Linked DNA regions of Homo sapiens: region 2 is linked to region 1. The links are chromatin loops, found by intact Hi-C in ENCODE. Cell type or tissue: mammary epithelial cell. All regions are shown on one strand. Links, peaks and the distances in the headings refer to the core of each region. The heading gives the core; the rest is flanking DNA.

Region 1 (5,389 bases), core at 195-5,194:
AAAATAAATTACCATTTATTCCTTCAGAGAGCCCATAAAGGAGACAGAGAGAAATTATGATAAAGCAGGGTATATATGGGCCACAGAAAAGTAACACACAAGGGCCATGAGATCCTTTTAATCTTGCTCTTAAGTATTTGCCAGAGTGGACAGAAGGAATATTCTGAGATACGGTTATTTGCTGCTGATGAAATAGATGTTGTTACCTACATTTAAAAGTTCACAGGCTCTGAACCAGTTAGTATGTAGCTGCCTAAAATAAAATTATTTTAGGAGCCTCATACTGACATAGCTCAGACAATTCCTTACTGCCACACAGATGGGAAAGCCTCCGAATCTTGTTCTTTCCTATTTTACAGGTAAAACAGAAAGCAAAGATGCTTTTTACTTTGCTGGGATGTTTCGCATCACCAACATTGAGTTTCTTCCCGAATACCGACAAAAGGAGTCCAGGGAATTTCTTTCAGTGTCACGGACTGTGCAGCAAGTGGTGAGGCGATGGAGGTAGAGGGTATTAGGGTAGAGTGGGTTTGCGGGGAGGTGGGGGATGAAGCTGGAGGGGAACACAAGTGTCACAGGTGAGCAGGGTTTAGGGAAGTAGAGGGCAGGGTAGACAAAGGAAGGTGTCAGAAGAAAACATGAAATCTAGCACATCTTGGCTATAAGATAGAATTTCTCCCCCTGCCCCCATGCTCCAATGTAAAAAAAAGAATGGCTCTCTCAGCTTCAGTTCTTCTGAACCGTAAAATAAAAGAATTGGAATCAGATGACCTTTAAAACACCTTCCAGTTCTGAAGTTAGATGCATACCGATTAATTCCATTATTGTACACATTTATTTCAACCTTGATGCCCTGGCAATCTCTTCATTGTAAAAAAATAACTTTCTCATTGTAGAACTAATACATATTTATTATAAAAATTAGCAAAATTCAGATGATTATGTTTTAAAAACTAACATCTTCTTTAATGTCATCACCGGAGACAAAGCCCCTTTTTATTCTGAAATACACAGACATAGAGAATAGTGCAATATTGGAATATTATATTCAGTTTTATAAACTAACATTTTCTCTTAGCATGCTATTGCATGCTTCTATGCACGTAAATCTTCCTTTAAAAAATATAAGTTACAATAGACTCAAAGTTAGCAAATCCCTATTTATTGGATGTTTAGGCTGTTCCCAACTTTTGCTATAGATAATGTGACAGCAAAACTGCCACATTCTTTGTGAGTATCTCTGACTACTCCCTTAGGTGGTTTCCTAAAAGCATAATTACTTGGACAAATAGAAAAGTATCTATTCATGGCTCTTGGCACATATTACCAACTAGAACGTTGCTGTCAATTTGTATTTCCACGGTACTGGAGAGGGTTGTCATAGTGATGAACTTGACACAATGACTGGCTGTGTAGAATGAGGAAAGGTGGTGAGAGAGAGGGCACATCAAAGACAATAGTGCTCAGAGCAGCTTTTACTTATTGAATGCCTGCTATATACTGGGTACGTCACTAAACCCTTTGCCTCTAATATTTATACAGTCCTGTGTCGCTTAACAATGGAGATACTGTTGTACAAACATCATAGAGTGTGTGTACACATACGTAGCTGGAATGGCCTACTACACACCCAGGCTAGATGGTATAGCCTACTGCTCCTAAGCCACAAACCTGGACGGCATGTTACTGTACTGAACAGTGTAGGCAATTGTAACACAAATCACTAGATGATAAGAGTTGCTCAGCTCCATCATAATCTTATGGGACTACTGTCATATATGTGGTCTGTCATTGACCAAAATGTCATGTGGCATATGACTGTATACCAATTATTTCTAAAATTATCCCAAGGAGGTGGGTGTTTTGATTACCACTTTATAGGTGAAAAAGAAAAAGAAAAAAAAAATCCTGCCTAAACAGGTTTAGGCAACATGTTCTGTGTTGCACAGTGAATTTAAATTTCACAGCTTATATTGTTTCCACTACACTTCATAATTTCTAAGGGTTAAATTTTTTTGTTTTTAAATCTTGGGCAATTATGTAAGTGGTTTTCAAATTACATAGGAAGGGGAATACTAGAGAAAATGACTGGGGAGAAGAGAGTGAGTTTGCTTTTAGAAATGCTAGGTAAGGGCCAAGAAGGTAAATCGATTGAAACAGAGCTCTCCCTTGAGATCCAATTATGAAGTTTTAAAATGGCTGGGGCGCTTCCCTAGAGTTTGTTATGAAGGGGGCTGGTAGACCTGGCTGTGGGTACCACTCGCCCCCTAGTGGCTAATGTGAGAATGTGTCCTTAAGAATATGGTCGACGCTGGTGCACTGATAGAAAAGACGTTGGGTCAGACTACTGTACTATGAAAATGTACTTAAATGAGTTTGATTTGTTAACTGTGGGGAAAATTAACCTTTGCAGTGGGGAGAATACAGAAGTTAAGTTTGAGTTTAAAGAGAGCAATAAATGACTTTTCACTGATTTTTCACAGATAGCAGAATGAAAGTAAGTCACTCAAGATTGTTGCAGGAAGAATTTATTTGAATTCAAGAAATAATGCCGGGGTGTGGAGTTAGGAGCCTTTATTTTGAGGCTTGCATTTCTTCTTGCTGGCTGTCAGAGCTTGGGCCTACAACATTTAAGATACTGTAAAAGGAAGTCAAGTATGAAATACTTCAGATACCTCAACTATTCTTTTTCAGATAAACCTGGTTTATACAACATCTGCCTTCTCCAAATTTTATGAGCAGTCTGTTGTTGCAGATGTCAGGTAATGCATGTCCCTTGTTTTGAGATTTCTGTGTTCATTGTTCTAAAGTCCATTCAAGGCTATGAAAAGGCTGAGATTCCACCATTCCCAAGTAACTTCTTGGAAGTGGTTGGGGATTCATACTGTATTAGCACAACTAGCGACTCAACTCACTGCCCTTCTTTCTTGCTGTGTTTTTGCTCTTTATCCACCAAATCCCGACCTTCTCCCCATAGCTAGAATCCTGAACCCCTATAGCAGTGCTGCTGTGCAAAATGGCCATAAACTTGTCTATCATATTGGGTGGAGGGTGGAGGCAAAAATAAAGCACAGACCATGATTTCTTAATGTTCAGTGAAAAACTGGTCACTAGAGATCTTCTGAGAAAAAAGGGGATTCATGGTCAAATAATTTTTAGAAAAAATCGTGCACCATATATTATATCCCACCCCCACCCACTCCCAATATATCTGCAGAGATTCACAATCCACAATCCACTTTGACATATTAAAGCACTGAGAAGCCTTGGAGTATAGCAACTTGATTAGTTTCCTTAACCTTCCATTTCCCAAGTCATTTCCTGCAGAATGCCATGTTATGTTCCTTTCCTAAAACGTGGCAGTATTTATGTCATTAGGAGCTCAGGCTCTGGGGGCCGACTGGAAACCAAATTGGGCTTAATTACTGGATCTGCTACTAGCTATGTGACTTGGAGTTGTATTCGGCTTCAGTTTTCTCACCTATAAAACTGGAATAATAATGGGACCTTCTCATAAGATTAAATGGGATAAAGCAGATTTAGCACAGTCCCCGGACATGGCAGAGTATCAAACATTGTAATGGTTTTAATTTTTTTTCTTTTTTGAGACAGAGTCTCGCTCTGTCGCCCAGGCTGGAGTACAATGGCATGATCTCAGCTCACTGCAACGTCTGCCTCCCGGGTTCAAGCAATTCTCCTGCCTCAGCCTCCCAAGTAGCTGTGATTACAGGCACCTGCCAGTATGCCTGGCTAATTTTTGTAGTTTTAGTAGAGACAGGGTTTCACCGTGTTAGTCAGGCTGGTCTCGAACTCCTGACCTCAGGTGATCTGCCTGCCTTAGCCTCCCAAAGTGCTGGGATTACAGGCGTGAGCCACCATGCCCAGCCATGGTTTTAAATTTTAATGGCAGTGAATACTGATTGATATCCATAGAAATAGCATATTCTCCATGGAGACGCAACTCTACAGTAATGGTTTTAGATTAGAATCCAACACTATGGTCTGAATACATATAACATGATGCTGTCCTTTGCCAATCTTCATAACAGACGTCAATGACTACCTAAAGAAGGGAGCTAGCTTCAGTTGAAGGATGTGCTCATTGGCCTTACCTTGAATCCATCATCTGGGTATTTCTTCTCTGTAAAGTCCTATGAGGTCCCTGATGATCTCTCTTTTTTCGTTATAGCAGCAACAACAAAGGCGGCCTCCTTGTCCACTTTTGGATTGTTTTTGTCATGCCACGTGCCAAAGGCCACATCTTCTGTGAAGACTGTGTTGCCGCCATCTTGAAGGACTCCATCCAGACAAGCATCATAAACCGGACCTCTGTGGGGAGCTTGCAGGGACTGGCTGTGGACATGGACTCTGTGGTACTAAATGGTGATTGTTGGGTAATTTTCCTTTAGCATTCCTTCCTGCAGGACTCCTGATACTTGCCATGATTATAGTCAACATTGTAATGAAGCATTACAATGTGGGATTACCCCACAATCCCAGTGGCGCAGGATTAACTAAAGACATTGGAGCTATGTTAGTAAAGGAAATTGCTAAATGTTGTATATTGCAATTGAACAATAGATGTGGGGACAATATACATACGAAATTGAATGTATTACTGTGTACCTCTACCTACCTTTATTCAGGTCATGCATCATCAAACTAAGTCCCCAAAGAACAAAACCCTAGACAAGGAAGAATTTTGCTGAGGTTTATCTTGTTACTTTACTTGCCCAGACAGAACTGTCCCTTTACTGTGTAATGTTGTCCAACACTCCAAAACAGCTTGCTTCATAGCCCCAAATGCAAATTTCATTGTTTGCCTTGATAGTAAAATGGTTTAATGATTGCATAACTCAAAATTTGTGCAGTTTTCTGTTTTGATTTAAATTTTATAGATAAAATACATATATGAACATGTTATAAGTATATTATAAATTTGTGTGTATTTAAAAATATATAAGTATATTATACACACACACATACACTAGGCATATGGTAGGTAGCTGACAAATATTTGTTAAATAAAGGAAAAATCTCATAGAAAATTCTGTATCTCATGTACTATTTCATATATAGGACTAATATCATATTTGTTTGGTTGCTTTTTTACCTTTGAAAATATTTGAAACTTGCAACTACAATTTCAAGGATACAAAAGTAAAGAGAATAGTATAGTGAACTCTCATACACCCTTTACTCAACCTCGACAACTACCAACTCACTCATGACTATTCTATTTGATCTCTAAATACCTGAACAACTACCTCATCCTCACTGGATTATTTTAAAGTAAATCCCAGATGTGTTTGATTGCCTTTAAAGAAGGACTGAAAATAATTTTTACTAAGCAAAATTCTAACAAAATGAAATGATAGGATTCAATCTC
Region 2 (5,389 bases), core at 183-5,182, 58 kb after region 1:
CATTTTTCGGGGAGACACAAACATTCAGACCATAACATATCCTTCATCCCAATTTGTTCATCTTTTCCCCATTCACTCACCCTTTATATAAGACCAAGTTTATTTTAGTTCTGCTACTATCCAATTGTGTAACTTTAGGCAAACTTGTCAAGCCTCTGGGCCTGTTTTCCCATTTATAAAATGTAAAGGATTTCGGAATCTGAGTCTATAAATATACCTTGACCCTAATACATGCTAATTCATTGACCTGAACAAATTATGCATTTTCTCTAAGCCTCAGTGTCTTCATTTAAAAATGAAAACAACAATATTTAACTCATTGGGTTAATGTGAGGATTATGTGAGGAAAATATATTCATAAGGTGCATAGTAGAATGTTTGCACGTCATACTTAATACAGTAGCTATTATTCTTCCTGTTCCTGGGCTTGATATCTTGGAAACCTTTTTGATTTCTTCTTTCTCATATCTAGATAATGGCCAAATCTTACCAGTTATTCCTTGGTAGTGTCTTGATAGCAACTTTCCCACTTACTACAAGGCACCATGCAGGATACTTTATGCATGTTGGTTTTCATCTTTACTATCACCTACATTGTAGGTGTTGATATTTCTGTTGGAGAAGTAGCTTCAGAGATTTAAGTGACTTGCTCAAGGTCACCTGGCTAACAAATAGCCAACAGGAGTTCAGACTGAGTCTGGCTGCCTTTAAAGCCAGCTCTGTTTCTACTATCCTGGGCTTTCTCATTAATTTTTTCTTTTTGTTCCTTCTGCTGTCAGTCAAATCAGTCTGTTCCAAACTTGTGCCTGTTGGCCTCTCTGCCTCATCTCTCCTCGTTTCATTTATCCCATCCATGACCACCCGATTAACCTCCATTAAACACCAGCCTCTACTTTCTTCGTGGGCGATGTTTAACAACACTCCATTACCCCTTGAAGGTATCTGGCGTTTAAGGGCTCTCTCTCTAGCTTAATTTCTTATATTCTAGCCAAAGAACTGTTTTCATGTTCCTTCAACATACAACACATGTTTTTGTGATTTTTAAAAATATGTTTTTTCTACACGAATAAGTATAGCCCAGATTATCTCATTAGTGACATAAAAACTCTCCTGACTGAGTAAGCCTGTCGTTGTTACTATTGTTATTATTTTGACACACACAACTATTTAGATAGGTCTTGGTACAGATTCATGATTTGAATGATACACATTAAATATGTGTCAGAGCTATTATGGGAGGCCTGTTTTCACACTTGGCATCTCTTCTCAGTGTCCTTGAGTTTAGCAGTTATTTGAACCTTGTATCTATCCTCTTGGCATCCCCTATTGTTTTCTGAGGCATTGATATCTATTATGGAAATCTACATGGTGGGTATAGAGCTCAAAGATACCCATTGAAATATTATTTATAGAAGTAGAAAGCTAAAAATGATAAATGTCATATTTAAGAAAATAGGTGAGCCTATTATGAACATTATGAAGCCATTGAAATAATCTTTGCAAGGAATTTTAAGCACATGGGAAATGGCTTTTGATATGTTTACAACAGAACAATCAGGATAAGTAAGCAATAATGGCAGCAAACAACAAAAAGCAGGATATAAATTACCTATTTGTTAGGACCTTAAATATATAATATCAAGTATAGGAGGAAAAAACCCTCTTGATTGCAAGATTATTCGTATTTTTTTCTTTGCTTTGTTACAATTTCCTGCACTTTGCAAAATTTTTTGCTATGAAGGCGTAACTTTTTTTTTAAATCATACAACATAATGTCATGACTTATAACAATTAAGGACGCAGGGATAATTCCCTACGTTTGGGGGTCCCCAAGATTACTCCTAGATTCAACAATTTGCTAGGAGGATACACAGGACTCAGCATGCAGTCCTACTGATCACTATGATCTATTACAGCAAAAGGATACATTACATCAAATGATTAATTACAGCAAAATCCAGAGAAAACCAGGAGCAAGCTTTCAAGTGTCCTCTCTCAGTGGAGTTGCACCAGACTTGTTTAATTCCTCCAGCGATAGGCTGTGACAACACATGTGAGATCTCATCTACTAGGGAAGCTTATTGGAGATTCAGTACCCGGGGTTTTCACTGGGGCTTGGTCATATACGTAGCCTCTGCCTACTATGCACTAAAAATCCAGACTCCCAGAAGGAAAGGAGATGTTAGCCACATTGTACAAACAGTTGAGGCACAGTGAGCCCCTCTCATCAGGGGAAAATCCAGGTTCTCAGACACCAGCCAGGACCAATTTTGAGGAGGCCTTTCTTATGCTAGCAATCTCAGGCCTGCTATATTAACTCTTTTCTGCACATTCCTTGCTCGTAATGCCTCGTATTTCCAGATGTCATCACAGAATAAGTAACCGGAATACCAGGAATCTTCCTCCTTTTTACCTGTCCTTCCATCTCAAACACTGAATTTATTCCACTATGGTCTTAAAGTCTATGGCAATATAAGCACCTGGTTCCTCCCACCTACGCCTTTCTCAGGGCCAGAGAGGTAGTCTCCTGTGTGGGACCAGCTGGTGAGGCTGTTGTGGAGCCAGGGGAGCATAATTAGCACAGTAGTGCTAGCTTCTGGCGCCTGGCTCCTCACTTTGTGTGATTTTCCTTTAGTTCCAACTACTTAAAAATCAATTAGATGGCAGTCATTAAACACAAGCAGCAATACATAACTAATTGTCCCAGGAATGTAATTCCTGCACACCCTGGGGCTCTGAATATAGTTTAGCTTCCCTTCTGCAAGCAGAGCATGTCAACATACCTGTCCTGTGAGACATAGTCTAGAGTGATGACTTCATGCTCATCCTCTGTCTTCCTGGGGAGACTTCAAGACATGGACTCGCATGCTCATTTTCTAGTCACCTCTGTTGTTTGAGTCGATGATGTCACTTCTTCATGGTGGTCTTTGCCAGCACAGAATTGGGAGGTGAGTCAATGCAGTTACTTGCTCCCACTTCCTGTCCTTCATCACTCATTGTTTTAGGCAAACTCGTCAACCCTCTGGGTCTGTTTTCCCATTTATAAAATGTAAATGATTTCGGAATCTGAGTCTATAAATATACCTTGACCCTAATACATGCTAATTCATTGACCTGAACAATTCCTGCACACCCTGGGGCTCTGAGTGTAGTTTAGCCACCCCCACCGTCTCCCAGTACCTGCCTTGACACCTGTGTACCTAGCTAAGCTGCAGGTTTAGTCTAATAAGGAAGTTCATATTCTTCCTACTCCCTTGGGCCCTTTCCCCAGTCTGTATTCAGTGGAATCTGAGACCCCTTTGCCATAAAACAAACTTTTTATTTTGATAGAGGCAAACCCCTGTATTTTACTCAATTTTGCTGAGTGGAGAAAGCATTTCTGCTTACACTTGCTTGCTGTGTTCAGCCTTTACCCTTGATGCTCATAGTTATGTTTAAGTATGGCAGTCAATGGAATAAATAAGTTTATTATTATATGCAGGTGTTTACTTTTGTTTTTCATTTCCACCTCCCCTACTTTCTTTAGTAACTTATGTTGATGAAGATGAAAATGAAATACTTGAATTATCATCAAACAAAACATTCTTCATCATGCTGAAGATTCCAGAGGAGTGTGTTGCTGAAGAGGAATTGCCTCACCTGCTCACCGAAAGGGTAATTCCATCTTATATATTGCCTAAGGAGTTCTTGACATTAGAATATGAATTTTGCTAGAATAATTGGCATAGAGCTATAGAGTAAGTAGCTTCAATTTTGGATTCTTTGTCTGGATTTTAGCAGAAAATGATGCTTATAAATATATTTTATGACCAAATACCACATGTTCTCACTTACAAGTGGGAGCTAAATGATGAGAACACATGGACACGAAGAGAGGAACAGACACTGGGGCCTACTTAAGGGCGGAGGGTGGGAAGAGGGAGAGGAGCAGGAAAAAAAGTAACTATTGGGTACTAGGCTTAGTACCTGGGTGACAAAATAATCTGTACAACAAACCGCCATGACACGAGTTTACCTATAGAAGAAACATGCACATGTATTCTCCTGAGCCTAAAATAAAACTTTGTTAAAAAAATAAGTAAATATCTTTACTGTAGTGCAAAGCCAGAGGGAAGATTCCTGGCCTCCAGCTGCATAAATGCTGGAGGACACTGTTCTTTTTACTCCCTTAGGTCCTACATTTAATTCAACCTATAGTATTCATTGAGGGTCTGTGATGTGCTAGACAGCATGCCAAGTGCCAGGGCCACATTGTCTGTGCCTTCAGGGGTCTCACAGTCCAAGTACAGGAAGTGACTAAAAAGATCGTTTTATAATAGTGTGGTATGTTCTAGTGTGTTGTACAGTGGCAAAGGAGGGGCATCTGAGCTACCTCAGGTGAAGATGAAGGCATGAAAGGCCTGTTAAGTGAAGTGATGCTCAGGATGAGTTTTGAAATGAGGTAGGAATGTTCTAAATAAAAAAGCATGGGACATTAAAGGATCTGCAAAGTAGTGTACTGTGGCCTTCCCATGCTTTGTGGTGACAGCTGGCAGAGATAAGGCTAAAAAGGAAGGCAGGCGTCAGGTCATGAAGGCTTTCCCACTCTTCAATAAGGCACCAAAATATTTTAATCAGCAGATTGACACAGTTAGATTTTTCCTTTTAGCCTTTCTGTGTTTTGGTGGAGAAAGCCAGGAGGAAGAGATCAGTTAGAAGGTGTTACAATAGTCCAGGTGAGAAATGAGGGAGACTTGAACTAGGGCAGTGTCGGGAAAATAAGGAAGATTTGCGTGAGATTTAAGAGGTATTCTCACTCAATAAGAGTCCATGACTGATTGGGTGGTGGTGAGGAGAGCATGACTCCAAGCTCCAGTTGAGTGATTGGGCAGATGGATGGCGGTGTCAGTCATGGGATGAGAAACCCAGGAGAATGAACCCTCTGTGGAAGATGGAAGCTCTGCAGCCAGACTAGGACCGTTGGGTGGGGCATCCTGATCATCCTGTCAAAGACAAGGTGGTTCACAGCCAGACCCAGAAATTTTGATAAGAAAATCTAGGCAAGAGCAGGCTGCCCTCCATTAAATTCTTCTCTGCCATTGCTAGGTTGAATGGAGTGAGTGCTGTTTATCTAACTTCCATTCGATTTGATTCCTACAAAAGCTCCTGAAGAGGCGATTCCATCCAGGTCACATCAGAATCAGTTTCTGGGTACCCACGCATGAGATTTCATTGCTTCTTTTATCACAGGAGTTGGTATCCTGTGATGATTACTCCAGATTTCTCTTTCTCCTTCTCTTCATTTATATCTTTAAATTTTTTTTAGATTGTTTAAATTTATTTATTTATTTTTATTTTTTATTTCCGTAGGTTTTGGGGGACCAGGTGGTATTTGGTTACATGAATAAGT

Evidence for each region. Peaks named below come from ENCODE experiments on the same cell type or tissue, not always from the same donor. Only the 100,000 strongest peaks of a DNase experiment are listed, where the experiment ranks them.
Region 2: a loop joins it to region 1, with 4 times the contacts of the local background. A loop is called at or near these places in 1 of 110 quality-filtered maps.

The regions. Positions count from the first base shown.
Region 1 is chr3:112,041,561-112,046,949 of GRCh38, forward strand. TMPRSS7 (transmembrane serine protease 7) reads left to right here. Exons shown (of 18, transcript NM_001395507.1): 3 at 360-490; 4 at 2,695-2,762; 5 at 4,190-4,383. Among named protein-coding and RNA genes, the nearest start is that of TMPRSS7, 9.5 kb to the left of the region's middle. In mammary epithelial cell, for the core only: a CTCF peak has its summit at 2,272 (motif pointing left); a DNase peak (open chromatin) is centred at 2,261; H3K27ac peaks cover 250 bases.
Region 2 is chr3:112,099,312-112,104,700 of GRCh38, forward strand. It overlaps C3orf52 (chromosome 3 open reading frame 52), which reads left to right. Exons shown (of 6, transcript NM_024616.3): 3 at 3,527-3,654. Among named protein-coding and RNA genes, the nearest start is that of MIR567, 11 kb to the right of the region's middle. RefSeq lists an enhancer at 2,330-3,529. In mammary epithelial cell, for the core only: no CTCF peak of the experiment used is centred there; a DNase peak (open chromatin) is centred at 2,840; H3K27ac peaks cover 1,466 bases.